Linked DNA regions of Homo sapiens: all the other regions are linked to region 3. The links are chromatin loops, found by intact Hi-C in ENCODE. Cell type or tissue: Calu3. All regions are shown on one strand.

The links. A loop is a pair of places that touch in the nucleus more often than their neighbours do. Peaks named below come from ENCODE experiments on the same cell type or tissue, not always from the same donor. Only the 100,000 strongest peaks of a DNase experiment are listed, where the experiment ranks them.
Region 1: a loop joins it to region 3, with 2.2 times the contacts of the local background. A loop is called at or near these places in 2 of 110 quality-filtered maps.
Region 2: a loop joins it to region 3, with 2.3 times the contacts of the local background. A loop is called at or near these places in 3 of 110 quality-filtered maps.

The regions. Positions count from the first base shown.
Region 1 is chr3:422,709-430,708 of GRCh38, reverse strand. No RefSeq gene overlaps it. Among named protein-coding and RNA genes, the nearest start is that of CHL1-AS1, 41 kb to the right of the region's middle. In Calu3, no CTCF peak of the experiment used is centred here; a DNase peak (open chromatin) is centred at 4,448.
Region 2 is chr3:477,766-485,765 of GRCh38, reverse strand. LOC105376922 (a long non-coding RNA gene) reads right to left here and starts at 2,126. Exons shown (of 2, transcript XR_940538.2): 1 at 1,781-2,126. In Calu3, CTCF peaks have their summits at 3,727 and 3,934 (motif pointing left); no DNase peak of the experiment used is centred here.
Region 3 is chr3:841,600-849,599 of GRCh38, reverse strand. It overlaps LINC01266 (long intergenic non-protein coding RNA 1266), which reads right to left. Exons shown (of 4, transcript NR_110118.1): 4 at 3,585-7,224. Among named protein-coding and RNA genes, the nearest start is that of CNTN6, 250 kb to the left of the region's middle. In Calu3, no CTCF peak of the experiment used is centred here; no DNase peak of the experiment used is centred here.

The DNA of each region.
Region 1 (8,000 bases), 420 kb after region 3:
AGTTTAATCTATTTCAATTGGTATTTGCTGAATGAGAATGAATATCTACAACAAAAGTGGACCAAATGCCTACCATTGTATAGCATCTCATAATGTGGTCTAGGATGGTGACGTTAAGTTCAAACCTGCACTATGAAATTTTAGCATTAGTGAATGCATATAATGTTTTCTAATATTAATGTAACTATATCACAAAATAAAAACACTAACCCAGACAAGTTTTGTCTCAGGAAACCTAGTTCCAACCTATAATATGTAATATTAATATGTAAACATTCTTTACGAGAAGGTTTAAATCCTCGCCAAACTTGTTGAACCACCCTGTACACAATGCTTTCTCCATTCCATAGAAATACCTGTCACTAAAATCTACGCATTGGTGTGTGGTTTCTATTGATAGCTAAATTGTTGAAGAGAGCCTTTAAAAGTCAGTAATTGATGATAGTGTTTGAGGATGAAGTCGTTACCTTCACAGCCAGTTAGTTAGGACTTTAAGAGAGCACTTCTGAAGAAATCCTGCAGATCATGAATAAGATAAACTAATATAGTGCGTCCAGCTTCTCCTGTTAGGCAATAGAATTGTGAAAAACCAGTTCATCGCTTATACTGTAGTTCCTGTGGACTGGAGTCTGTTCTAATCCAACCGTTTTAATATTCCCAGATGCATAAAGAAGACTTCAGACTGCAAAAGGAAGCTGGAAAGCCAACAATTAAATCACTTCAATAATACATAAGACTTATAATAGACCCTGTGTATTCACCAGAGATTTGTTTCAGAACCCCTCATAGATACCAACAATACATTGAAGCTCAAGTCACTTATATGAAATGGTATAACAAAGTGGGCCCTCAGTTATCCACAGGTTCACATTATTTTTTGCATGTTCACCCACTCCCTGCATGTTTTTCCCCTCCATGTGAATATAGCAACGTCTTTAGGTCAAAGGTCACTCCTGATTTGTCTAAGGCAATTTTTGGAACCCAGTTTCTCCTGTCAACAACTGATTAAAGAGTGAACATGTGGCCTAATTCTCATCAATGAAATAAGAAAGAAGTCTGCTGGGGGCTCCTGTATAATGCCTCCTCACCCACATAAAGGAACTGTGGCCTAATTCTCATCAATGAAATAAGAAAGAAGTCTGCTGGGGGCTCCTGTATAATGCCTCCTCACCCACATAAAGGAACATATGCAAAAACCCACATCTCTTCCTGCTTTTTAATGGGTTTCTCCTTGGAAATAATGTCTGAAATTTCTACAACCATCTTGCTACTAGCCTGAAGATGAACCCAAAATAGGAAGGAGAATAGATTCAAGGAATTACTACCTCTTAAAAGAAAAAGTTGGTGCAATATTCATGGAATATACCCTACATAAGCACTTGGATAAGGGCATAGTTTTATAATAATGCATCCACTTATTGCTTAAGCTATTTGAGTGGTGGTTTTCAACCACTTGAAAAATAATATTGTGAGGTCTTTGACTGTTGTTTTAATTCACTTTGTGTTTTGTTTTGTTTTAATGTGGTACATAGCTTATTTGCCAGGATCAAATATAAAGTTAATTATAGAGTTTTCACTGGTTCATTGTAGAATGTATTGAAACTCCAGATTTTAGCCTTTCCCAACTTTCTTGTTTTTGTTGTTCTTTGGTTATGTCCCTGTCCATTGGTAATACTTTCTAACACTGACTTTAGGGAAGAGTTGAAATTTGACCCAGCTAGTTTAGAAGTTTCTATACCCTTCTAATGAGCTTTTATATGAATATAGAACTGTACTATATATTGGTGATTACAATTTAGTAACTGTTGGCTAAAAAGCAGTCAAAATCATGTGTTCATCATATATCTACAATATTATCACTTAGACAAATATTCGTGAATAGGCTTTAAAATAAAGGCCAAGAAAACTATCTCTAAGATAATCCAATATTCATAATACCTCTTTGTGTTCATGTCCCAACCACGAGACATATTTTGCAATCTGTGAAATGCGCATTTCAACAATGTAATTTAAACGAAAATAACTGCCAAAAGGTTGCTAAAATTTATCAATAAAGACTTCAAGAGCCTTAAAGATGCTCTATTTAAAACAAGCCAATTATGAACTTTTTTTAAGTTCCTCAATTGTTGGGTGTCTAGTAGTCACTGTAAAACTGAAGCTATCTCATTTTGCTTTGCCTAAAAAAGGGTAGGGGTGCAGGAGAGAGACACACATGGTTGGCAAAGGCGAAGTGTTTTCTACTCCCACAAAAGTTGCTAGCAACAAGAGGCTATCAAGACAAATTAATGCAAAACACATGTTGATGTCTCTTGAGGAAAGTGGGTCACAAGCCACTTGCTCTGGGAGCTGTTGATTCATAAATCTAAATCGCAATTCCGACTTCAGCATGTTTATCAGTCTCACAGACCACAACGTTCAGTGTTTCTTCGTTAAAGCATTTTATTTCATTTCCCTTTAATGCACAGAACATCTTTACCATCATGCAGAAACTACCATTCCTGGCTCTTTCGATGAAAAACACTTATTCTTTGAAGATTCCACAAGAGGGAAGATCCAAATGTAATCGGTTTATTCTCTTGTGTGATATTAATTGGCTGAACATAACTTAATAACATCCATCAAATTGAGTAGCCAGTGAGCAGAGAAACAAGAGCATTTGAAAAAATTTCAATGTGTGATTCTCCAATAAGGATTTTTCACAGGATGCAAAACTGTGCAATACTACAAAATTTTTAGTATATTATAGCTTTAAACACATATTTAATCTTTGTATTCATTAGACTCATCCCCTCTACCCTCAGACAAATTACTAGTGTTGACAATACATAATGCTATGATTTACATTGAAAAGGGTTTGCTGACTCTCGTTATATACCTTATACTTATCTCTCCTCCGTGTCCAAATAGTATCTGGGGGTTGTTCTTTCATATAATTAAAATCAATCCAGATGCAAAAGTTGCATTCATTTAAGTTTTGCAGAAAACATGGCCAGTTCATGTTATGAAAGATATTCCACAATTATTGTACATTTAAAATATTTTTGTTAAAAGAAGACATTTTAAATGCCCCCCCAAAAAACACTAAAATATCAAAGTAGCAGTAAAATAATGCAAACACATATTTTGATTATATCTTGCTTGGTCACATATGTATTTTTGCAACATTACAGATATCAGTAGATTATTTCTACATGAAAACGTTCAGTCCACTTTACTTGTGCTGATTGGGAGATTCTGATGTAAATTAGGCTTCAAAACATGATTTCCAAGTTGGGGGGTGAGGCAATTCATGGGCTAGTAAGGATTCCAACTCCTGAATATACCGGGAAGCTGACTAGGTAGACTTAGCAGACATGATTTAAATAGCATTCCTGTATCCAGGTAGTTATGCAATGATCATTAGATGTCAAACAGCAGGACTTGCCAGTTGATCTGCTTTCATATTTGCATTATTTTGCATATTTCTGTTTTCTCATCAGTTCATTTCACGAGCATTGGTAAGAATGTGAATATTTACGTACATTTTTATGTTATTCCAAGCAAGAATTTGTCTGTCTGTATCCTGATGGCAAAGTATTTGCCTTCTGACTTTTCTCACACATAAACAAGGCTCAAACTCCCCTAAACCAAAATGAAAATAATTTATCTAGAGATGTGGTGAATAATTTATTACATAGCTAGCATATATTTGTGTGCAGACATGTACTTATCTCACACACCCTCTTTTACTAAACCTAAGAAGAAATATTCTATCGTTACATGAAATCACTCTGGTAACTTACATTACATTGTCATATATGCAATCAAATAAGTTGGCCTTGTATTTGAGAAGCCCTGTATTTAAGTCAGCCGGAATAATAGATGTAGATCTGCCTTAGACAATATCATAGCCACAAGTTATGCATGGCTATTTAAATTGAATTAAAATTAAATAAAATGAAAAATTCAGTTCTTCAGTTTTACTAGCCGTATTTAAAGTGCTCAATAGCCACATGTAATGAATGAGGACATATTGAACAGTGTAGCTACAGAATATATAAAACCATCTTACAAATTGATAAGATTAGAAACAACCCAACAGGGAGAAAAGGCCTATAGTGAACTTTTCCATTATCACAGAGTGTTCCATTTAACAGTCCTAATACAGGGAAAGCATACCTTGCATTTTTTAATAATTCCCAATGAAATCAAGCCACATATGTGGAATTTTCTTTGGCAGTGAATGACTTTTTTAAGTATACTTTGTGTTTTCTTCTCAATTGTAAAAGTATCCCTACTCATTTCTGCAAGCCAGTGGGACATAGGAATTATTAGTAAGGGAATATTCTAGGAATATAATGATGAAGAAAAATCCAAAACATTGGTTCATGTGATGCTGATGTCAATAGAAAGAAATGTGATCTTAAAGATAAGTAAACAGTGGCCAAGGTGTGCCCTCTGCTCCAGTCTCCTTTAAGAGACGTTGCAGATTAGTCACCATCTGTGCCATTCCTAAGAGTAAGTTGCATTTGTTCCCAAACCCATTTATTACAATTAGATGTTAAACTTTAAGCTTTCTTCTTTTCAAACATTGAGAAACTGAAGTCATGTGTATGTTCCAGGAAACAAGTCATAAAAGGCATTTGGCTCAAATTATTGTAGCTTTAGGTATATGAAAGTTTTAAATAATTGGAGAAGGCAATTATAAGAATGTAAAAAAGACTTTGCTTCTGTAAGGTAACTAAAGCCGTAAATGAAGACCTTTGCTTCTGTAAGGAAAGTAGAAATCTTAGATGATGCAACATGAGTATTTTTAATGACTAAAGAGCAAAAAGAAACTTCAGTCTGTGGACCCACCCTTAATTAATCAAAAGTATTGCCTTTGCATTATGTGATTAAATAATAAAAGAACTTTATATTCTGTGTACAGTGTTGATGCGTATCTACTATATGCTACTGCATGTTACATAACATTTTTATGTGATCGGTCAAATACTAGTGCCAATTTTGTCAGATTTGTTTTCTAACTTATATTTTACCAACTAGGCTCTAAGGGACAAAAAAATCTACATATTAAATTAGACTTTATTAAGAAAGAAAATATTAAATATTCACAACATTCTCATAGCTTTCCTTCAAGGGACTATTTTTAATTTTTTTCTTTATGTCCCCAAACCTCAGTTTTCTTATCTGTAAAGTAGATATAACAATAACACCTATATCAGAAATTTGGTATAAGGATTAAATGAGATAACGTTTGAAAACACTGCTGTGTCTGGGACTTAAGTGCTCAATGCATTTCATAAGATCTACTTACAAAGTACTTTTCAGAACTCATCAACAAGCCTCATAATTTACGGTCCCCAGGTTACCACTGGAAACAGTAACTTTCAGACCAGAAATTAAATGGAGAAAAAAATGTAGCTGGGCCTGCAGCCAACCATCTGGTTGCAAGGCCTAGCCAGAACTTTTTCTGTGCAAGCTGGCATCACCTCCTGTCTGAGGGGCTCAGCATCCATAAAGACAGTATTTGATGCTCCTGGCCCACATCCACAGGGAACATGAGCAGTGGACATCCACAGAGTGGCCATTGTCAAATGGCCTGGCACATCTAAGCATGAGAAGCACATAGTCTACTGTCGGCAATTGGGTCTAAGGGTTGTGGAGGTGGGGAGGTAAGGCTGCACTTGCCAAGTCTTTTAAGTCCATTTATAGTATTTTAAAAGCAGAATAACGTATCTTTGTAACTTACATCCTCTTCCATTTGGAGTCTTTATCTAACTCCTAGCCAAGTCCTGAATAGCTACTCAATAAATGGTTGTTGAATATTAATTTTAGTTGATTGTTACATGTCCCCTCTAGATCTAAAAGTCTATGACATTATGGTATCATAAATGAATTCTGTCCACAAAGATAGTCATCTGGCAACAGGAGAAACTCAAAATTATTTGTCCCAAAACAAATGAAACTGGCAGTGCTACAGTATAAATAATGGAAAAAATACACAAACAATAGCAAACATTTATCAGGTACTTTACTGTGTACCAGGAACCTTGCATGCCTTCTCTTATTTGTCTTCATAATAAATTTGTGAGTTTAATATTAATATTATTTTCATTTTATTTAGGTGTTTAAATCATGTGTCCAGCAGCCCTATTAATGAGGAAGTAGGAGAGAAGAACTCTTTGGTTACCACTAGCAGTTTTTGTCATAAGACAGCAACAAGCTATAAAGAAAGCAAATTGAGATATTTGTTAGTGAGGATGAAGCAGCAATTTTAGGTTAAGTTGTAGAGGAGAGCATTCTAATTATTTGACATTTAGGTCAATACCTGCATGAGAAGAAGCCAATGATATTATTTATCTAATCTGAATTATAAATCTGAGTTTGGTCTCAATAAGTTTAAGGTAAAACTTAGAAGCTTAAAACAACATATATGTATTTCCTCAATGTTTGTGTGGATCAGAAATGCAGGCATGATCTGTCTGTGTTCTCTGCTTCATGGTCTATGACAGGTTAGAATTAAGACATTGGCCAAGGCTGTAATCTCATCCTCAGGATCAACTGAGGAAGGATCTACTTCCAAGCTTATGTGGCTGTTAGCAGAGTTCAGTTGCTGGCAAGTTACTGGATTGAAGGCCTTGATTCTTCACTGGCGGTCAGCCAGATCCTAGCCATGTGGGCCTTTCCAATATGGTAGCTAGCTTCATCAGATCTTATAAGCCAAGAAGACAATGGAGAAATTCAGCTAGCAAAATAGAAGTCATGGAATTTTGTAACCTAATCTCGGAAGTGACATCTGCTCATTTTTTGCTGTATTATGTTTATTAGAAGCAAATCACTAATTCCAGGTCATACTCAAAGGAGTGGATTATACTAAGGTATGAAAATAGCAAGAGGTGAAGCCTTCTTTAAAAACTGCATAGCACATCAGCAATGGAAGTATACGCATTAAAATCATTCCAAGCAGAGGGACCAATTAGTACAAAGACTCTAATTTGGTTGCTATCTTGGCATATTTGAACTAGAAGAGAGGTGTGTGTGGCTGGAGTTTAGGGAGGGGAGTGGAATGCAATGAGGACATATTAGTGGGTGGATGCCAAATCTTGCAGGGTTTTTAGGCCAGGATAAAGAGCATGGATGTTAATATGCTATAGATCCTTGGGAAGATTTTGAGCAGGAAAGTAATATGGTAAAGTTAATGTTTTTTAAAGTTCACTCGGGGCTATTGTATGAGATAAACCAAGAGGACTCAGATGGTTTGGTTAGTGGATAAGAGGAAAACTATCAGAATGTGGTATTCTGGAAGGCAAAAAAAGAAAATAATTTTCACCATGGTGAATACTTGTGAGACGTCAAGCTAGAGACTGAGAACTAACCCTTGAATCTGGAAACATGAATGGTATTAGGGCTATTGGAAGCAATTTTAGAGTAGTGATGGTAATTGAAGAATGACTGTCATGGGAAAAAGATAAAGTTGAGAAAGTAAATACAGTATAGACAGTTATACCAAGAAGTTTTCTTATGAAAGTAAGTGAAGTTGGAAGCCAAAGAATGTGTAGTGGCGTCAGTTAAGCTTAACTAGGTTATGCTGAAATAACAAATAATCCTGACAGTCGTTTAGCACAACAAACATTTATTTATTTATCAGGCTATAAAACTAATAAAGGTTTGCTAGTACTTTGTTTATCATTGTCACTCGGTGACCTAGGTTAATGAAGGCTCCAACTCAACACTTGCTTCTAGGATCATCTGGCACGAGGCGGAGAACACGGAAGGTCACCATTGGCTTGTGAAGTTTTTGGAAGAAATGACTAGCCAAAGCAAGTTCCACATCCATATCTAAGTTCAAAAAGCTTGAAGAGTTCACTCCTACTATGTTTTTGTGAGAAGAAGGCAACACTTGAAATCATAGAAGGAAGGATTTAAAAACATTAAGAACTTCTAGCATTAAAATATATACTACAGAAACTCCAAGACATGACTACTGCACATAAAAAGAGATTTCTGATACAGGGGAA
Region 2 (8,000 bases), 360 kb after region 3:
AACAAACCTGTACATGTACTCCTGAACTTAAAATAAAAGTTAAATTAAAAAATTATAATATGAGCTGCATAATAATAATAATAAATGGTTTTCCCCAAACTCTTGTTCATCGAATCCCAGATGTATGATATTTAGGGCCTTAAACAAAGATTTTTTTAAAAACTGCATACATTAAAAAAAAAAAAATTTCTCAACAACACAAAGAACATGGAAGTGCTCCAGTAATTATTTTGGAGACAAAATTATTCTTCAGGTTCCTGCAGTTCATAGATAAGAACATTTTTAGAAGTTTTATGCAAAGTTCAAGATGACAAAAAATGCAAATTTCAGATGGGTATGTTCACTGTGAAGGTTGGAAGACAAGATTAGAAAGATCTTCTTAAATTAGCCTTTTTTTCCCCCTAGCAGGTTACATGCAAGTTGAAAGTGTTGAATATAATGCATTCCTAGATAAAATTTAAGACTTCTAAGGTTACAGAAAATAGATTCTATAAACTAAACCCCAAATGTGTATTATTTCTCCTAAGATACAATTGAACCAAACCATATCTGATGACAAAAATCCAATTATAGCAGTAAAGGTTGCTCTCAGTTATTCCTTTCTTCAAGTGAAAGCAAATGGTAAAATGAAGTGAGCAGGAACCAACTGCCTTCATAAATACATGGGCTTACATTTGCTATCAATTTTTTGTTAGTGAAAGAATGAAAAGGGTAAAAGTATCTGGTGCATTGCAAATGCCATTGATATAGATTTTTGTATTGTTTTAACGGGCCAGAGAAAGAAAATAACTTTTTTCATGATAACAAGATGTTCTCTAAGGAAGACAGCATGGTGTAATGGTTACGCGTCAAAGCTCTTGAGTAAAAGGGTCAGTGGTGACAATCCTCACACTGGTGAGTTCTATGACTTATAGCAAATTACGTAACCTTTCTGAGCCTCAGCTTCCTTTTTGGTAAAATAGGGATAATAACAGTGTTACTGTCTAAAAATGAATTAGGATTTAATGAAATACTGCATATAACCATCAGAAATAGCACTCAATAAATATTAGCTATTAAAATCAGCTCAGCCTTTACCAAATATGTATTCTTGGAAGGCTAAGTTTCATTTTGCCTGAACCAGTATTGCTTTTGGACTGGCTCATTTAAGGCCTGGAAAATTACAAAGATGCCATGAACACAATTACAGCAACGCATTCCCAGTTTCTACTTTAGAGAACATGAGGGGTGATGACAGAAAAGAATTCTTTGCTGTTTCAAGAATCCACTTATGGAGAAAATGAAACCGTGGTAAGCCCCTGAGTCTGAACTATGCTGGTAAATTCTGTTTTCTCTGTAACTTTTCTGTTTGATCTTTCTAATGAACCTAGTTTGTCTAATCAGCAGAATAGTCATAGTTCCAAAGCAGTTCTTTTGTTGTTGAAAATAGGCCCCAATCAGAGGTGAGAACAATGAAACATTTATCTTATTAAGATCACAAAAGAGGAGACTTTTATGTTACATGCTCTCTCTCTCTCTTTCTCTATTCTTTAGTTCAATAACTGATTTATTCAGCATCCCATTGCTGTCAGAAGTGATGTCCCTGCTCCCAAGCTACCAGCTCCCTGCTTTGGCTCCTGGATATGGTTAGTGACCACCCGATAGTGAGCAGAGCCTATTCACTGGCTGCCTGCCGATCACCATCTCAGACCCAGGGTCTTCTTAACCTGCCAGTCGCAGGTGGAGAGAGCATCCTGCAGGCTGAACAAAGCTGGCTCTTAAGGTCTCTTCTGCCACTTACCACGCTCTTCAGTGTGGTCTCGGCAAAGCTGTCCCACCTCTCTAAGTCTCGATGTTTCTTCTGTAGCATGGCAATAACTCTGACACTTGCCGAGTTTTTTTGTGACAATTAAAGGAGATAATTATGGAAAAGCCTCTGGCATAAGGTAGGGGGTTCAGTGAATGTTTGTTCATCATGAAACTGTGGTCCCAAAGCCTCAGCATTTAAAACAAGACATTTTTTTTCTCAAGCAAAGCTTTCCTGCTTGTTGTCATACATTACCCGGGTCAGATGATTTCTCTGAGTTCCATACTCTCCCAGGGTAAGGACAAGAGCTCAGAGGTCGCCTTTGGCCTCCCCCAAGCCCTGCCCCGCGCCCCCCCCCGCCCCCACTACCCCGCTGCCCGCGAGGAGTCTCGCTCCGTCGCCCGCGCTGGAGTGCGGCGGCCTCTGCTCACTGCGACCTCCGCCTCCGGGGTCACGCAGTTCCCGCGCCTCAGCCTCGCCGCTCCGTCGCCCGGGCTGGAGTGCGGCGGCCTCTGCTCACTGCGACCTCCGCCTCCGGGGTCACGCAGTTCCCGCGCCTCAGCCTCGCCGCTCCGTCGCCCGGGCTGGAGTGCGGCGGCCTCTGCTCACTGCGACCTCCGCCTCCGGGGTCAAGCAGTTCCCGCGCCTCAGCCTCGCCGCTCCGTCGCCCGGGCTGGAGTGCGGCGGCCTCTGCTCACTGCGACCTCCGCCTCCGGGGTCACGCAGTTCCCGCGCCTCAGCCTCGCCGCTCCGTCGCCCGGGCTGGAGTGCGGCGACCTCTGCTCACTGCGACCTCCGCCTCCGGGGTCAAGCAGTTCCCGCGCCTCAGCCTCGCCGCTCCGTCGCCCGGGCTGGAGTGCGGCGGCCTCTGCTCACTGCGACCTCCGCCTCCGGGGTCACGCAGTTCCCGCGCCTCAGCCTCGCCGCTCCGTCGCCCGGGCTGGAGTGCGGCGGCCTCTGCTCACTGCGACTTCCGCCTCCGGGGTCACGCAGTTCCCGCGCCTCAGCCTCGCCGCTCCGTCGCCCGGGCTGGAGTGCGGCGGCCTCTGCTCACTGCGACTTCCGCCTCCGGGGTCACGCAGTTCCCGCGCCTCAGCCTCGCCGCTCCGTCGCCCGGGCTGGAGTGCGGCGGCCTCTGCTCACTGCGACCTCCGCCTCCGGGGTCACGCAGTTCCCGCGCCTCAGCCTCGCCGCTGGCTGGGACCACAGACGCCCGCCATCGCGCCCGGCTGGTCCTTTGCATTTTAGTAGCGACGGGGTTTGGCCGTGTTGCCCAGGCTGGCTGCGAACTCCCGAGCTCAGGGAAGCCACCCGCCTCGGCCTCCCAGAGTGCTGGGGTTGCGGGTGTGAGCCACCGCGCCCGGCTTGGCCATTGACTTTTTAAAGGTAGTTTTCAGGTGACTCTCACAGTGCCAAGGTACCACTGGGGACCTGTGGTTTCTGGATTCATCTGGGAAGACGAGAAACATTGAGGGAAAGCAAGAATAGGGGCTTGGACCGCAAAATAGGCAGTATAATTGGAAAACACTTACTCTTAGAGAAGAAAAGAAGTGTTCTAAGAGTGAGATCAGTGCTTCACAGTGGAAATACAATGCAAGCAACATCTGTCATTTTAAATTTTCTAGTAGAAAAGTTAAAAAAGTGAAAAGAAACAGCTAAAATTTATTTAAATCGTATATTTAACCCAACGTATCCAAAACATGATTTCAACTTTTCACCAATTAAAAAAACAAAAACAACAAAAACCTAGTGAGACGTTTTGCATTCTTTTTTTGGCACTAAGTCTTTAAAAGCCAGTGTGTATTGCATGCCTAACAGCACATCTCAATTCAAACTAGTCACATTTCAAGTGCTCAGTAACCCCTCATGGCAAGTGGTTGCTGTACTGAACGGCAAAAATATAGAGAATACAGGGTGCAGTTGTGTTGAAAATTATTATTTTAAATCCATAAACCATTTACCAAGGCCAATGTACACATCATTTTCCAAAGTTTGCTTCCAGTTAGATAATGGCTTGAAGAGAAAAATTATCTAATAGCACTGATAAACTATTCAGTGAACAAGGCGTCTAGGTTTAAAGCCACTGATGTTTGATCAGTGCCCTCTGCTGGATTAGAGAGTAAAGAAAGGAAAGTTCTGTCACAGTCGACATTAGCATAGACTCAAGCATTGAACCAAATTTATTTTCTTTTCAGTTAAATAGCCACTTAGATGTATACAGTCAGTTATAAAGCCCTTGGCTGTATCACAAATGACATTGTCAAAAAAACTTGAGTCCTCTCTCACCGAGGTAAAATATTCTTTTATCTTGAGATAGTGAAGTAACTACAAATCAGAGAAAAACAAATGGACACACAATTATTCCTCATTCAGCAAACCCAGATGGGCATTTCTAATGTAAACATGAGATACTAGGAAATTTAAATATATACAGAACTTTTAGATCAAAAGATGGCTGGGCTTTTTATACACAGTTTTTTCTAGAAGCAGTCAAGACTGCAGGCTGCTGTTAATTTAATTTGAAATCTCAGAAGCCATATTTCAAATGACGTGTAAAAAACAATAGTTTCTCAGGTGGAATTTCCTGATACTGCATTTGGTGATGGGGAGGAGAGACTCTTCAAAGAAAGCTCCCCACAGCTGTAGGCACGATAAGAACAGCTAAGCGTGTACTTTGCCAAGTCTGGGGAAGTTTAGTAATGCTTTCTCAAGAAAGTTTATAATCCTTGGTTATGTGGCTTCAGATAGTGTGAGCAACATTTGGGAAAGCTGTAAATAGAGCAAGTAAAGGAATCTATAACCTTGATATATAGCAAGGTCATATGTGAACTTATTCCCTCTTAGGGACCTCTCCTTCCTGCTAACCCCTCAAATCCCTACCTTCAGCAGAAGCACACCTCTGGCTCTGTCCACTCAAGTTGACTTTCTCTCTGCCCCATGCTTCCCATTCTAAATCACAAAAAGTCCTCGAAGTGCTGGAAAAGACAGAACGTTCCTTAGATTTTGAAGAAGAGAAGGGAGATGAGGGGCTAATCAGTTCACAGCAAATAATCTTTGGTGGCTGCTAATATAGACTGGAAATTCATGTCCCTCACATCCATTTCCCTGAAACTTGTATCATTCAGGAAGTGAAAATGTACCACAAATTGACCTTGCAGTTATTCACAATAAAAATACTCCCTGTTAAACTGAAACTTCAGCCTGGGAAAGGGATTGTTGAGAATGAAAAGAATGGCAAATAGCTTTTCTCTACTCCCAGAAAGATCAAATAAAGATCTTACACCAAACACTTTTTTGAAAATGTAGAAGAATATTTAAAAGCAATTCTTCAGGAGTCAGACAGAGCTTAGTCTGAATCCTGGTTTCACCACTTACTAGCTATTTGATGGGGTCAAGTATTTAATTTTATAAGCCTTGGTTCCCTCATTTATAAAATGGACTGATAGTATGACTCACTTCATAGTGTTGTTACGAGGATTAAATGAACTAATGCTTGTAAAGTGCCTAATGCATAGCAAACACTTAAGAAAATAATTACTGAGGTAATAAAGGTTTTCAAATCTTTAAAAAAAGTGTACAAGTATAAATCATCAATTATTGATAAATGTGAATCCTGCAGGGTACTTAGTAGATTGCTCAGCAGAGTACAGAAAACATTAAACTAAATTCCACACCACTTTCTATTCCCACCACCACTGCCCTAGTTCAGATTCTCAGTTCCTTTCACTGCACTTTTAAAATGACCTCCATATTCTGTATTACTACATAATGTACCACACCACAACTTAGTGGCTTCAGACAATGATATTTTCTCTTATTTCTTCTAAAAAATAAAAAAAGGGATACATGTGCAGAACGTGCAGGTTTGTTACATAGGTATACATGTGCCATGGTGGTTTGCTCACCTAATGACCTGTCCTCTAAGTTCCTTCCTTTCACCCCCTATCCCCAACAGGCCCTGGTGTGTGCTGTTCCCCTCTCTGTGTCCATCTGGTCACAGATGTTCAACTCCCAGTTATGAGCAAGACCATGGGTGTTTGGTTTCTTGTTCCTGTGGCAGTTTGCTGATGATGATGGCTTCCAGCTTCATCCATGTCCCTGAAAAGGCCATGATCTCATTCCTTTTTATGGCTGCATAGTATTCCAAGGTGTATATGTACCACTTTTTCTTTATCCAGTCTATCATTAATTGGCATTTGGGTTCATTCCATGTCTTTGCTATTGTAAACAGTGCTGCAATAAACATATGTGTGCATGTGTCTTTATAGTAGAATGATTTATATTCCTTTGGGTATATACCCAGTAATGGGATTGCTGGGTCAAATGGTATTTCTGGTTCTAGATCCTTGAGGAGTCACCATACTGTCTTCCACAGTGGTTGAACTAATTTACACTCCCACCAGCAGTGTAAAAGCATTCCTATTTCTCCACAGCCTTGCCAGCAACTATTGTTTCCTGACTTTTTAATAATCGCCATTCTGACTGATATGAGATGGTATCTCATTGTGGTTTTGATTTGCATTTCTCTGATGATCAGTGATGTTGAGCTTTTTTTCAAATATTTGTTGGCCATGTAAATGTCTTCTTTTGAGAAGTGTCTGTTCATATCCATTGCCCACTTTTTGAATGGGGTTGTTTGTTTCTTGTAAATATGTTTAAACTCCTTGTAAATTATGGATATTAGACCTTGTCAGATGGGTAGAATGCAAAAGTTTCCTCCCATTCTTTAGGTTGCCTGTTCACTCTGATGATAGTTTCTTTTCCTGTGCAGAAGTTCTTTAGTTTAATTAGATTCCATTTGTCAATTTTGGCTTTTGTTGCAATTGCTTTTGGCGATTTTGTCATGAAGTCTTTGCCCATGCCTATGTCCTGAATGGTATTGCCTAGGTTTTCTTCTAGGGTTTTTATGGTTTTGGGTTTTACATTTAATTCTTTAACCCATCTTGAGTTAATTTTTGTATAAGGTGTAAGGAAGGGGTCCAGTTTCAGTTTTCTGCATATGGCTAGCCAGTTTTCCCAGCACCATTTAATAAATAGGAGATCCTTTCCCCATTGCTTGTTTTTGTTAAGTTGTAGATGATTGTAGATGTGTGGTGTTATTTTTGAGGTCTCCGTTCTGCTCCATTGGTCTATATGTCTGTTTTGGTACCAGTGCCATGCTGTTTTGGTTACTGTAGCCTTGTAGTATAGTTTGAAATCAGGTAGTGTGATGCCTCCAGCTTCATTCTTTTTGTTTAGGATTGTCTTGGCTATATGGGGTCTTCTTTGATTCCATATGAAATTTAAAGTAGATTTGTTCTAATTCTGTGAAGAATGTTAAAGGTAGTTTGATAGGAAGAGCATTGAATCTATAGATTATTTTGGGCTGTGTGGCCATTTTCACGATACTGATTCTTCCTATCCATGAGGATGGAATGTTTTTCCATTTGTTTGTGTCCTCTCTTATTTCCTTGAACAATGGTTTGTAGTTCTCCTTGAAGAGGTCCTTCACATCCCTTGTTAGCTGTATTCCTAGGTATTTTATTCTCTTTGTAGCATTTGTGAATGGGAATTCATTCATGATTTGGCTCTCTGCTTGCCTACTGTTGGTGTAAAGGAATGATTGCTATCTTTGCACATTTATTTTGTATACTGAGACTTCCTTGAAATTTATTATCAGTTCAATAAGTTTTTGGGCTGAGATGATGGAGTGTTCTAAATATAAAGTCACAGATAATGATTTATTGTTTCTCATGATCCTGTGGTTTGGCTGGGATATTCTACTACTGGTCTCACCTGGGTATATTCATATAGCAGGTACACTGGGAGCAGGCCTCACTGGAATGTTGGAAGACTTGGGCTTCTTTCTCTTTGTGGTATGGGTGTCTCTCTTTTCTTGTGGTGTCTCATCCTCGAGGAAACTAGCCTGGGCTTTATACATGGTAGCTGAGCTCCAAAGGGGCAATCCCTAGTACAACAAGCTTTTTTCAAGCCTCTGTGGGCATTGTCCTTGTTGATGACCTATTGACCAAAGTAAATCACATGGCTAAGCCCTGAGTCAACAGAAGAGGGGACTACATAGGGAGGCTTGTTTTAAAGAAACCATCAGCATAACAAGCAGCCACACTTTCTACATGTCCTCCACCAATCAGTTTTAGCATCTCAGTTGTCCTCAGCAGGGTTGATTTTGTCCTCCTCACACCCACCCCAGAGTTGGACAATGTTTGTAGGTGTT
Region 3 (8,000 bases):
TGGAGACTGACAAGGGACTACAATTCCAAAGGCCCTCAGGCACTCGAGATGGATCCAGATACCTTCAAGAGCTTCTCTGGGGACCAGGTACTGTTTTTGTCTGACTGGCTGGGCCCCAGGCTTAACTTCTATGAGTACGGGGGCCTGGTTGATTGCCAACCCTAGAGCGTTGTCTTCCACCCACACCTTTGGCCAACACTTAGCCAGAGTTGCTCCTATCTCTTGGCCTGGCTCAGTTAAGAAGAGTCTCCATTCCTCCTCCCAGGGAACCATAAGGGCCATTATGACTCCCGTTCCAGGTAGCTTTAGCGGTAAAGAGCCGTGCTTTGTAAAAGTGATGGTGGCTCTCAGCTTGCTAAGTAGGTCCGTTCCTAGCAAAGGCAAGGGGCAGTCAGCCATGTACAGGAACTGATGAATCACTTCATGCCCCACACAGTGCAGGTCTGGGGGAAACAGAACGTTTGCTTTGCCGAAACCCCTGTGGCTCCGATTATGTCAATAGTCTTTTTGGATAAGGGGGCGACTGGGGTGGTTACTACTGAATGTTCAGCACCAATATTGACAAGAAACTAAATGTCCTCGTACCCGACTGTCATCCTGACAATGGGCTCTTTGGGGGCACATGAGCCTGGTCCCCCTCAGTCCAGTAACCCTTCTGCCCGATTGAACAAGGCCCCTTCATCCTTGTCTGAGGCCTTCTGCTCAGAGTCACCTTGTTTCCCTTTCAACTGTGGGCACTTGTCCTTCCAACGTCCTATTTCCTTACAGTAAGCACACTGATTACGCTGCAAGCGTGGATGGACAGACTGGGTATTTTTCCTGGGGCCCCCCTTCTCTGGTCTCTTTGGGGGGGCCCCTCTTATAGCTGTGGCTAGCAGGTCGGCGTTTCGCCGGGCTTGGCGTTCACTCTCTCTGCAGTTCTCTCTGTAGCTTACCGTGTCTCTATTCACAAACACCTGCTTGGCTATCTCCAGTAACTGTGAAGTATTCATGACCGTGAACCCAGCCTGTTTTTGAAATTTTCTTTAATGTCTTCTGCACTTTGACTAACTAAAGCCATGTTAATCATGTGCTGATTTTCAAGGCTACTGGGATCAAAGGGGGTATACATACGATAGGCCTCACGTAGTCTCTTGTAGAATTGTGCCGGGCTCTCATCTTTTCCTTGAATGGCCTCAGAGACTTTGTTAACATTTGTGACCTTCTGAGCTCCCTTCTTTAACCCTTCCAGAAGGGCTTTCCTGTACCGGTTTAGCCTTTGCATACCCTGTCTTTCATTTGGGTCCCACTCGGCATCTGTTCCTGGTAATTGGATCCTCATATACTCTTGGGGGTTTTGGTAATCAGCTGGAACATGTTCTAAAGCCACTTCGTTGCTGCTTGGAGCACTCTCCTCCTTTCATCTGTGTTAAAGAGGCATATGAGCAACTAGTGGCAATCAGCCCAGGTGGGGTTTGTGGGTCTGGATAACAGTTTGGAGCAAATCCATCAGAGCTTGTGGCTTTTTGGTATAGGATGGGGTATCGGAGTGGGAGACCTTTCTTCTTGGTGGAAAGGGGGCCACTGGTGCTGTTTCTTGCCATGAATCCTCTGGTGTTGGATCAGACAGGACTTTAGGAGCTGACTCCCTTAGGTTGGTGGAGCAGGATTCTTCCTTGGCTGTCTGTCCCTTTGCCACTAGTACTACTGCTGCCTGTCCTCTTAACCACTGTGGTGGCTCTAAAACCAGCTGTAACCAAGTGTCTATTTACGGAAACTGGTCTGGGTGTCTTGGCTTACCAGTTACTTTGTGCCATACATTTAAAAACAAGGGACCCATCTAGGTTTCCTTCTGATGCCCAACCCACTTCCAATGCTGGCCAGTCTATTTCACACAAAGTCCTAAGTTTTCCTGGTGTATAGTAACTCCATAGTCTCCATTAAATCCTTCCTTGAAATTTTTCAACATAGTTCCTAGCAGAGTGGGCTTACTTTGCATAACACCCATTTTCCTCCCGAGACAAAACAACACTCACACCACAAGAAGGAAAGGGTAAAGAGGTCACTCGCTCACCTCGCACATCTAAAACTCAAGCACTCACTCACTTTCACTTTCCTTTTTGCAAACAGGTCAAGCCAAATCAAAATCAATACTGAGACCAAAGTGCCCATAAGGGCACACAGTGGGTGATCAGGCCACGCTTCCACTCAAATGCAGTGGGCAAGTTCCCAGGACCGGTCCTTCTGTATTCCAGATGTCTGGACTCCAAGCAATGGTTCCTTCCCAGTGTTCAGACATTGCATTGATCATCTGCGGGGGCCTGCCATGCACCACTCTGACGAGGAGTTCTACCAGGACAAACACCTACCCAGGAGCGGTCTCAGGATCCCCATCGCTCAAGCTGGCTGGAGTTCACTGCAGGGATGCTCTGCAGGGCAGGTGTAAGTCACCTAAGGGGCTGCCTCAACTGTCCGTTAATCACCTCACTTCCTGGTCAGGGAACCAAGAAATGCAGCAGGATGAGCCACAGACAAAACCCCTCAGATGCCATGTTAAAGAAGGAAGAGGCTTTATTTGGCTGGGAGCGTCAGCAGACTTGCATCTCAAGAATGACGCTCTCCAAAGAAAGAGCTCCAGACCCTTTTAAGGGCTTACAACTCCAAGGGGTCCACGTGAAAGGGTCTTGATAGATTGAGATTTATAGACAGTACATGTGATTAGAGTGGGGGGGTTAATCTTTAACCTCTCTCTTCAGTGGAAGGTGAAGGTGAAGAGAAAGCAGGCAAATCTTACCTGGCCAGAGCAGGAGGAAGAGACAGATGGGAGGTACACATATTTTTAAACAACCAGATCTTCAGAGAACTCTATCACGAAACAGCACTTCGGGGATGGTGTTAAACTATTAGAAACCACTCCCATGATCCAATCACCTCACATCAGTTCCCATCTCCAGCATTGGGGATTACATTTCAACACGAGATTTGGGCAGGAACACAAATCCAGTCCCAATCAAATCACCAACGAGTCAGGTCATTCAGTTTTTCTGTAGCATTATAATCTAAGAGAACTAATTTATTAAAATTCACTTCTCTTGCAAAATAGAAAAATATATGTAGATATAATAGAATCACAAGTATCTACATTATTTGCACCAATTTTAAGCATGACAATTTTTAAGGAATAAAGACAAAATGGAAACTATTTGATGGTGATAAGCAATATGATGAGAGAGACTTCTGATGCATGACATATTACTGGTTGCTGAATGAAGTCTCATTTAACTTGGCATACAGATGACTAGAGTATATGCCAATGTTGTATACAACACAAAAGAGTGTAACTGGGACTAATGATGAAAAGTTCCAAGTGATGCCATGGACTTCCCTGGAACAATTGTTAGTTTGTGGGTTTTCATTTTCTCAAGTTAGAGGTGTTTTAAAAGTAGGCAAGATAGCAATTGGCAGGGAACATGTAGAAGAGCTGGCTCTACTGATTCTTAATATTCACGTTTCTGAGTAAGGATAAAAGTGAAAGATTCCAAGTATAAAACTTAGTATATATCAAGAGAGTGTGTCATCAAAAGAAAACTTGACTGCATGTAAATCTAATTTTTAAAAATATATTTTTCACAGCTTTCAGGTAACATATTTGAATATTATAGGTACCTACTGAAGCCTCACAGTGAATTCAATTCAATATATCACATATTCAAACATAGCGAAGGGTCATATACATATTTTTGTTATGAGTAATAAATAAGATAAATAGCATTTTATTGACTAATAATAACGATATCATGTATGCTGTTCTAAATTATCTCACCCAATAACTCATTGAATTATTAAAATCAAGGCATTAAAAAGTCAGCTAGCTGCTCAAATGTCATTCAGTAAATTGTAGAATGAAAACTCAAGCTTCATGGAAGTCATTATCCTCAACAAACTAAAACAGGAACAGAAAACCAAACACCGTAGGTTCTTATTTACAAGTGGGAGCTGGACAATGAGAACACATGGACACAGGGAGGGAACAACAAACACTGGGATCTGCTGCAGGGGCAGTGGGAGGGAGCTAACGCATGTAGGGCTTAATACCTAGGTGATAGGTTGAGAGGTGCAGCAAACCACCATTTCGGCACATCTTTACCTATGTAAGAAACCTGCACATCCTGCACTTGTATCCTGGAACTTAAAATTAAAATAAAATAAAATTTAAACCACAATAACAACAAAAACCCTCAAGCGTCAGTTTATCTGAAACACATGGGTCACTTTTCCATAATTTAATCATTTTAACCATGCTTGCTTTATTTTTTCGCTTATTTTACCATCAAAATTATTTTAATATCCACTTTCTCTCATATATGGTTAATAAAAAAGGAATTTGGATCAGGAATATGTATGATGAATTTCACTAAAGTGGTATAATCAGTGTAAAACATGTCTGTAACAGAAAGACCATGAAGACAAGGAATTGCTATTATATTTCATATAGTAAAGGTAACAATAATTGTTGAAGAATAACAAAGAATAATAAAACAAACACTATTTTAGAATTTGGTAAAATATTTTGTTGGCTTTTGTCTTTTGGATGGGTCGTATGTGAGTCATGAATATTTTGACAAGATCTGTGATACTTCAACCAGCATGATGAATGAGTCTTTTCAAGATGGGAGGCAATTGGCTCTGATTTTTAGCCCTGGGAAAATCTATGAGTCTTGACGTTGTCTGCCTTTTATAGAAAGCAAGATTTTCCTTGAGACCTTTGACTCCAGATAAGTTTATTTGCTTACCTTTCCTTGCTCCCTAAAGACTTCTCTGGGCAGCAAACTTAGTCCCTTTCAGTCAAAAAATAAAAGATCACACATGATTTAAAAAGTCTGTTATAGTTTAATACATGTGCTGGGTGATCGAGATAATATCATTTTGTGTGCCCTTTTCTCTACATGAAAAATAAAAGGGGATTATTGAGACCACTCTCTAGGTAACTCAGGCAAAGGCTATTACAATTAGGGCTCTGAATGAGTTACCAAGATTAAAGTGATGATTAACTTTGGTCAGTAGATCATGTAACTATATAAGTGGTATAGTCATAATTTGCATTTTTTATTCCAACCTGATAGATGAAACTAGCTAAACTTTGACACAAAAGAACAAAATCATAAGATACCAAAAGCAACAATGATTTACTCATTGGATAGCAGTAAAATGTCAGTGAATTATTAGAAAAATCTAGATAAATTACAGTTTTCTGCAAGGAGAAATAGATACAGGCAAGGATCTGAAATATTTACAGATCAGGCAGCTGATTAGTGTTAGGGCAAAAGTCTATGTAATTTCTCATGAATTGGGATTCCCAAGGAACAATAGCTCAGTGATTTACTATCCATGGAGACAAAATGCATGTTTTTTCCACCCTTTCAAACTTCTTTTTCCTGAGGTCAATAATAAATACTATAATTAGAGTAGTTTGTGAAATATGAATGGAGTGGGGTGAAAACAGAGGAATTGCACAGGTGGGAAAATGCCCATTAAGGTTGTACTCCAAGAATGTGCAGCGTGACAGCTCGTTGTATTGAATCCCAACCACCTGGGCATCTCTGCACTTGCTGAAACACCCTATACATACTAAATGGCTTCTTGGTAATGCTGAAAATTTATGATTTGGGCAAAGAATAATTTTAGGCATTATAAATAATTTTATGGAATAATCCTCTTCTATGATTTAAAAGTGACTCAAAGCCAAGATGTTCTCTCCAGCATCATAAATAGTTTTTCATTAAGTTTTCATGTTTGCCTCCTCTCTTTATCAAGATGACCTAGAAATAGCACCATCTGGCCAAAAAGATACAGTTTATTCCACCATATGCTTTCTCTGTCCTAATCTATGTGTTAAAATCTAAATACTTTTATTTTAAAAGTGGTTATAAAAAATCTGGTGTACGTACTTAGATAGGACCACTGTTAGTTAGCTTCTAAAAAGTCTTTGTGTAAGTTGTGTATTATTTACATTGCTATAAAATAGAAGCACTGCTTGTCTGTCTGCTTACTTAAGGGTCAATTATTTTTGTCAAGAGTTAATAATTTGGTGCCAAGAAAATTCAATGATTAAGAGAAAAACTTTAATAACCAGTTTTGAAACAACTGGGTAATTATATTGAGAAAAAAAATGAATCGTGACATTGCTTTACAGACAAAAATAAATTTGGGACGAATTATAGACCTAAGGGTGAAAATTTGAAACATAAACTTGCTAGAAGAAAACCTAAGAGAATTTAGTGACATTGAGGAAGGCAACAGTTTCATAGGACACAAAAATGCTAATCATAAAAAAAGTATACAACTGGAATTCACCAAAGTTAAAAATTAAAAATCAATCAAAAGACATTATTAAGAAAATGAATAGGTAAGCTATAGACTGGAAAAATATCTATAATACTTAAATCTGAAGGAGAACTTGTATCAAGAATACAGGTAACCCTTGAAGAATGCAGGCGTTAGGAGCGCTGATCCCCTGCACAGTCAAAATCTGTGTATAACTTCTGACTCCCAAAAAACCTAACTATTAATACCTACTGATTTTTGTTGCTGTTGTTGTTGTTTGTTGTAGTGTTTTGAGACAAGGTCTCACTCTGTCTCCCAGGCAGGAGTGCAGTGCAGTAGTGCAATAATGGCTCATTGTAACCTCCACCTTTTTGGCTCCTATTGTAGGTTCCTGAGTAGCTGGGATTGCAGGCATGCACCACCATGATTAGGTATTTTAATTTTTTGTGGAGATGGGGGTCTCACTATGTTACTTAGGCTGGTCTTGAACTCCTGGGCTCAAGCGATCCTCCACCTCGGCCTCCCAAAATGCTAGGATTACAGGCATGTGTCACAACACCTGGCTGTTGCCTGCTGTTGAGTGGAAGCCTTACCTATCACTTAAACAGTAAACTAATACATACTTTGCTTATTATATGTACTATGTACTGTATTCTGGCAATAAAGTAATCAAGAGAAAAGAAAGTGTTATTAAGAAAACCATAAGGAAAAAATATATTTACTATTCAACAAGTAGAAGTGGATGATCATAAAGGTCTTCATTCTCACCATCTTCAAGTTGAGTAGGCTGAGGAGAAGGAAAAAGAGGAGGTATTGGTCTTGTTGTCTCAAGGGTGGCAGAGGCTGAAGAAAATCCACCAATAAGTGGACTTGTGTAGTTCAGATCCATGTTGTTCAAGTGTCAACTATATATTAAAGCTCCTGATAATCAACAACAGAAGAAACAATAATTCAGTAGAATGATGGTCAAAGCCTTGAAAAGAAATTCTTCACAGGAAAAGATACACAAATGGCCTGATAGAGTATGAAAATTTGCTCAACATCATGGGTCATCAAGGAAATGCAAATTAAAATGATAATGCTAAACCATTTCACACCCACTAGAATGACTAAAACTAAAAAGATTGGCGACAGCAAATGTTGGCAAGGATGCATATTAGTTTTCTGTTACTGCTAATACACATTTCCACAAACTTAGTGGCTTAAAACAACACAACTTTTAAATATTATGTTATGTGGTCAAAAGTCCTAAAAATCAAGATGTTGGGAGGTCTGGGCTTCTTCTGAAGGCTCTAAAGGGATAACCTATTCCCATGCCTTTTCTACCTTCTGGAGGCCACATTCACTCCTTAGTTCATGGCCTCTTCCACCATTTTCAAAGCCAGCAGCAGAGCATCTTCTGCTTTCTCTTTCTCTCCTTCCCCTCTGTGTCTGCCACCATTATTATATCTCTTTGACGCTGACTCTCTTGTCTTCATCTTACAAATACCCTGTGATTATACTCGATTCAGCAGATAATCCAGAATAACTTTCCCATCTCAAGATCCTCAAACTAATCCCATCTTCAAAGCTCCTTTTGCCATAGAAAGTAACAAATTCATAGGTTTTTGGGATTAGGACTTCTCTGGGGGCCATTATGTTGCCTAACATACAGAACAACTTGCATTCTCAAAAATTGCTGGTGGTGACAAAAAATA